2 separate regions of the Homo sapiens genome follow, and region 2 is linked to region 1. A link is an interaction called in ENCODE POLR2A ChIA-PET data of the cell type or tissue named here. Cell type or tissue: endothelial cell of umbilical vein. All regions are shown on one strand. Each heading gives the region's core, and the rest is flanking DNA. Links, peaks and the distances in the headings are about the cores only. Region 1 overlaps PTPN9 (protein tyrosine phosphatase non-receptor type 9). Region 2 overlaps SIN3A (SIN3 transcription regulator family member A).

Region 1 (2,915 bases), core at 245-2,744:
AGGAGACAGAAGTTTTTTGTTTATTTCAAGAGCAGGTTTCTTACAGGTCTGGCTCTTCACTCTCCTAGGTTGTCTTGGGATATAGGATTTAAGGTACTACCTGTGGAACTGAGAGTGCCAGCACATTATTCTTGTCCTCTTGAGTGGCTAGTTCCTTGCCCAAAGCTCATCTCAAAATTATAGCTGCTCTTGGGAGTTTGATGTAACATGGAGGCTATGTTGTTGGTTTTATTCTCTCTGATACCATTATTTCAACACTAATGAATTGTGTCCAGGGTGTACCCTGCTTAATTGACAGCTTTCTCAGCTGTTTTATAGCAGGTTCTCTAGTATCTTTATCTTCATGGCCATAGTCAAGAAACTTGTTTTTATTTATTTAAACATGGTTGTGGGAGAAGTAGATAATTATAGTATGCTTTTTGACTATGCAGGAACAAATCTTACCCTTGAGGCCAGGCACGGTGGCTCATGCCTGTAATTCCAGCACTTTGGGAGGCTGAGGCAGGTGGATTTCTTGAGCCCAGGAGTTCGAGATCAGCCTGGGCTACATGGTGAAACCCCATCTCTACTAAAAAATGCAAAAATTAGCCAGGCATGGTGACGTGTGCATGTAGTCTCAGCCACTTGGAAAGGCTGAGGCAGGAGGATCAATTGAGCCCAGGAGGTCGAGGCTGCAGTGAGCCATGATTGCTCCACTCCATCCTCGGTGACAAAGCAACAACCTGTCTCAAAAAAGCAAAACAAAACAAATCTTACCCTTACCTGAAAAACTGGTTAAGGAGGGTTGTAAGTGGTAATGTTAGTTTCTCCATATATCAATTCAGACCTTATCCCAAAGGAAGACCAGAGCTGTTTGAACTCCAGCTCTTCCTTAGCTGCCAGGTGTTAACAACTTGTGTTTCATAAGCATAGATAGATTCAAACCATTGTCCTGGAGTTAAAATATTTTCTAAGCTGTGACTCATCTTTTGGCTCATTCTTTCTTTCACTAGGAAATAAACTGAGTTTTAATTTTGAGAATTTCAATTATCCCTTCTGAAGACTGTGTTGCTGATTAAAGTTGCTGGGACTTGTTTTTCTGGTAACCAGCAGAGCTACAAATTACTTTGTACTCAGTGGTCATGTTAAACCTATGTGTAAGCAGAGGGAGAAATCTGATTAACTGTCTAAAGGAAGGTTGTTGAAGATGAGGCCATTCTTTCTGACTCCTTTTAGAGGTTCATCTCTTCCACCAGAGGGATGGGTGTGCAGGAGGGTGAATCTGAGGCTGAACAGAGCAGGTGCTACGCATGTGTATTTGTATCTGTAAATATCACATCACTGTTTATAGTACACTGGACTCTACATGCAAGGCCTGGTCAGGCCAAACCAGGAGGAATTGTTCCTGTGCTTAAAGCCAAGAATAACATCCTGACCAGCAGGGGGACAGAGGTCAGCTCAAGGCAACAGCTCTTGGGAGCTACAGAACATTAAGGACCTTGGAGGAACTGAGCTTAATAAAAAGGAAGGCAAGATGTACTTTGAAGGAAGTGTGTGAAACCTGCATGCCTTTCTCTTATTAGGACATGGTTTATTTATGAAAAATGAAAAGTTATCTTTTTTTTTTTTTGAGACAGAGTCTCGCACTGTCTCCTGGGCTGGAATGCAGTGGCACGATCTTGGATCACTGCAACCTCTGCCTCCTGGGTTCAAGCGATTCTACTGCCTCAGCCTCCCACGTAGCTGGGATTACAGGCACCTGCCACCACACCCTGTTAATTGTTTGTATTTTCAGTAGAGACAGGGTTTCATTCACTATGTTGGCCAGGCTGGTCTCGAACCCCTGACCTCATGATCTGCCCACCTTGGCTTCCCAAAGTGCTGGGTTTACAGGGGCGAGCCACTGTGCCCAGCCAAAAAATGAAAATTTATCTTAACAGATGGATATGTGATGAGTTCATATCACCTCTTGGTCATTTACATTTTCCACTTCTACTTATACATTGATTTATCCGTTGATTATTTTTTATTAGAAATTGTATACCCAGCTAAGTAGCAGGAAAAATATGTTCTATTATTCTGGTGTTTTATTCTATAAGCAACATCAGAGAGGCCCACTAGAGAACTGTATTTAAAGGATAATAGGTTAATTAAAAAACAGGTACCATGTCTCGGCCGGGGGTGGTGGCTCACGCCTGTAATCCCAGCACTTTGGGAGGCCGAGGCAGGTGGATCACGAGGTGAGGAGATCGAGACCATCCCAGCTAACATGGTGAAACCCTGTCTCTATTAAAAATACAAAAAAATTAGCCGGGTGTGGTGGCGGGAGCCTGAAGCAGGAGAATGGCGTGAACCCGGGAGGTGGAGCTTGCCAGGAGCCAAGATTGCGCCACTGTACTCCAGCCTGGGCGACAGAGCGAGATTCTGTCTCAAAAGAAAAAAAAAAAGCAGAAAAAACAAAAAACAAAAACAGGTACCATGTCTCCTGGGGAATTTACTGACTGGCTAGAGTTTTATTTCTGGGATCTTTCTGTGCTCACTTCTTTTTCCTTCCATCTTTCCTCATTTTGATGCTGGCCACTCACTCCACAGAGGCAATTCAAACTATTTTCTGAAGGAGCATTCTAAGTTTGTCCTGTTGTCTTCTCTGGGACTCATTTCTCTGGCGTGGCTTCAGCTGGTTCCAGGCCAGAATGATCTTCTGAAAGCTTTTCTTCATGGCCTTTATTTCTTGGCTCTTTTCATGCACTTTGCCTGATTGGTTTTGCTGGTTCTTTCCTTCTCCAATGGTGTAAGCTATGTTGCCTTAATCGTAAGGCTCTAAAGCTCAGGTGCAGCCTCAGGCCGTTTAGACTTTCCTGGGGTTTATAAAGTACTTTTGTCCTTTCCTAGAAATTGGGGGATGAATCAGATGCTCTGTTATGAGGTATTGCTGA
Region 2 (2,915 bases), core at 238-2,737, 100 kb after region 1:
CGTAGTTGATTAGTGGCAAATAACATGCATAAATCTATATACTCAACCTCTTAATATGTCTAAAAGGTTTTTGAATACTAAGCTAAACATGCTATTTCATGCTAGAAAAACATAGGAAAGCATAACTAGCTAAGACATTTTAAATTATTTGTCCTCAGCAGCTGTCAGAAACGTTCTCAACTCCATTTAACTGAGTTCCACATATTATCACACACAAAGCTGAGAGACTTAGTCTGAAGTTATATAGGCCACAGAGAGCATATTTGTGGCTTGAGTTTACAAATAGATAAAAGTAGCCAGCTTGCAAATTAATGGGTTGTGCTGCTGTGTCAGGGTCCCACTTAGGTATGTGAAATGTGAGAAAAACCTGAGACAGGATTTCAGAGCTAAGGATTAGAGTGGCAGGCAGATTGAGGACTATAGTGAGGACAAAGAAAAGGTGAAACAGCCATGGAGAGTCCTTGTAAAGACTACTTTCCCTTCAGGGCTTGTGTGCTCCCAGAGGATAAAGAAAAGATCTTGGGTAGACTTATGAATTAGGTAAAGATTTTTTTTTTTTTTAACTTAACCGTATTTCAGATGAGGGGGTGGCTTGCCAAATCTCCCACTATTACTGTAAATTTTATCTTCTTTCCATAGCAGTGGTATCTTATTTAAGAGATTTTTTTGGGACTGGAAAAGTGGTGGGGCCTTTTTTCTTTGGATGGCTGATTCATTCTTTCTCACTGATGGTGTGTTATGCTTGTGTTAGTGATACTGATATGGAAAAGCTCTGAAGACCCAAGTAGATTACTGGGCCAAGTAGATTACTGTGTCCTGCAGGAATGAAATTGTCTCCCACGGAGGTATTATTAAGCTAAGAGAATCTCTTCTTATAACTGTTAAAACCAGAAGAAAATTTAGGAGTGATCTGTTCCAACTTTTCTTATTTTATAGTTGGAGAAACTGAAATTCACATAGAATGAGGAACTTGTTGAAGTTACGTAGCATCTTAAATTGGCAAGTCTAGAATCTTTGTCTTCCCATTCCTGGCACGGTATTCTTTCCATGATACCATTATAATTGTTGAAACAAATTTTAAATTAGACCACAATTATAGTAGTAGGTTTTGAGAGGATTTAAGAAGAAGCACTTGAGGCCGGGCGCGGTGGCTCACGCCTGTAATCCCAGCACTTTGGGAGGCTGAGGCGGATGGATCACAAGGTCAGGAGATCGAGACCATCCTGGGTAACTCGGTGAAACCCCGTCTCTACTAAGAATGCAAAAAAAGTAGCCGGGTGTGGTGGCGGGTGCCTGTAGTCCCAGCTACTCGGGAGGCTGAGGCAGGAGAATGGCGTGAACCCGGGAGGTGGATCTTGCAGTGAGCCGAGATGGCACCACTGCACTCAGCCTGGGCAACAGAGTGAGACTCCGTCTCAAAAAAAAAAAGAAGAAGCACTTGAATATTTTTGCAGCATGTAGATATGTAATTAATATTAGGAGTGATAGCATTTGAGGAGAAAACTAGAGAATAAAGGGAAACAAGGTTGTGTTTATATTTTTAAATTGGAGCGTATTTTTCAACTTCATAATACCAAATTAATTAAAATTATGTTATTTAAATATTTGTCTTTTTCAGTTATAACTTGTTCACTGTGTTGGGGGGTGGTATGCCCACATGCACTTAAACTTCATCACTAAGATGAAATAGATGATCAGTTCTGGGAGTCAAGCTTTTACTAAACTTGGGTGACTGGTCCTAAGTGGCGTACATCATACTGGAGTGAGAATTGACTTGCATGCTATTGCTTTTGGTTTCTGCAGGTTTTGTAGTGCATCCCTGAGCATGAGCACAGAATGAAGCGGCGTTTGGATGACCAGGAGTCACCGGTGTATGCAGCCCAGCAGCGTCGGATCCCTGGCAGCACAGAGGCTTTTCCTCACCAGCACCGGGTGCTTGCCCCTGCCCCTCCTGTGTATGAAGCAGTGTCTGAGACCATGCAGTCAGCTACGGGAATTCAGTACTCTGTAACACCCAGCTACCAGGTAAGCTGGAGCCAACCAAGGGACTAGAATGAGGGAAGAGAAATAGTGGTTTTAGGCAATTATAAAACTTTTTTTAATACTGTGTTAGATATTAAAAATTGTTGAGTATGTGTAAGGTAAAAAAAAAAATAACTGTGTACTCACCATACAAGTTTTTAAAAAAAGAATGTTGTCATGACCTTTGAAGTTCCCTGCGTATCCCACTCTGCTCCCTTCTTTTCCCTCCCTTCAGAGGTAGCCACTGATCTAAACTTTGTATTTATCATTCCCTTGACTTTATTTACTTAAAAAAACTAACATAATTGTTTAGTTTCGGTATTTTTGAACTTTTATATAAATGGAAACATTTTCTTCTTTGACTCACTTTGTTTTAAAAACCCCATATTTTTATAGATCGCTGTAATTCCACCATTTTCACTGTAGTGTAAATTACATGCATATACTCAATTTATTTGTCAATTCTACTGTTGGACTATTGGGCTGTTTCCAGGTTTTTGCTTTTACAAAGGTGCTGCTGTGAACATTGTGATATTGTCTTAGTGCACTCAGTGGCAATTCATGACAAAATAAGAAGCTTGTGCCAGAATTTAAATCAACGCACTTATTAAGACAGTTTTGCTATTTATTTTTAAAAAAGACAGCTGAATTAAACATCATTGTAGTGAAATATGGCTGACTCTTGGACAGTGTGGGGGTTGAGGCACTGACTTCCCCCCATGCAGTCAAAAATACATGTATAACTTTTTTCCTTTTTCTTTTTTTAGGAGATAGTGTCTTGCTCTGTGGCCCCTGTTGGGGTGTAGTGGTGCGATCATGACTCACTGCAGCCTCAAACTCTTGGGCTCAAGCAGTCCTCCCGTGCCCTAGCCTCCCTAGTAGCTAGGACTACA

What was found. Peaks named below come from ENCODE experiments on the same cell type or tissue, not always from the same donor. Only the 100,000 strongest peaks of a DNase experiment are listed, where the experiment ranks them.
Region 2: POLR2A ChIA-PET joins it to region 1 with 5 read pairs; 3 of 35 experiments call an interaction of 5 or more read pairs at or near these places.

What each region holds. Positions count from the first base shown.
Region 1 is chr15:75,531,096-75,534,010 of GRCh38, reverse strand. All of the region lies in intron 1 of PTPN9 (protein tyrosine phosphatase non-receptor type 9), which reads left to right. Among named protein-coding and RNA genes, the nearest start is that of PTPN9, 47 kb to the left of the region's middle. In endothelial cell of umbilical vein, for the core only: a CTCF peak has its summit at 1,398 (motif pointing right); DNase peaks (open chromatin) are centred at 900 and 1,400; H3K27ac peaks cover 418 bases.
Region 2 is chr15:75,429,297-75,432,211 of GRCh38, reverse strand. SIN3A (SIN3 transcription regulator family member A) reads left to right here. Exons shown (of 21, transcript NM_001145358.2): 2 at 1,804-2,025. The coding sequence starts at 1,837. Among named protein-coding and RNA genes, the nearest start is that of SIN3A, 21 kb to the left of the region's middle. In endothelial cell of umbilical vein, for the core only: no CTCF peak of the experiment used is centred there; no DNase peak of the experiment used is centred there.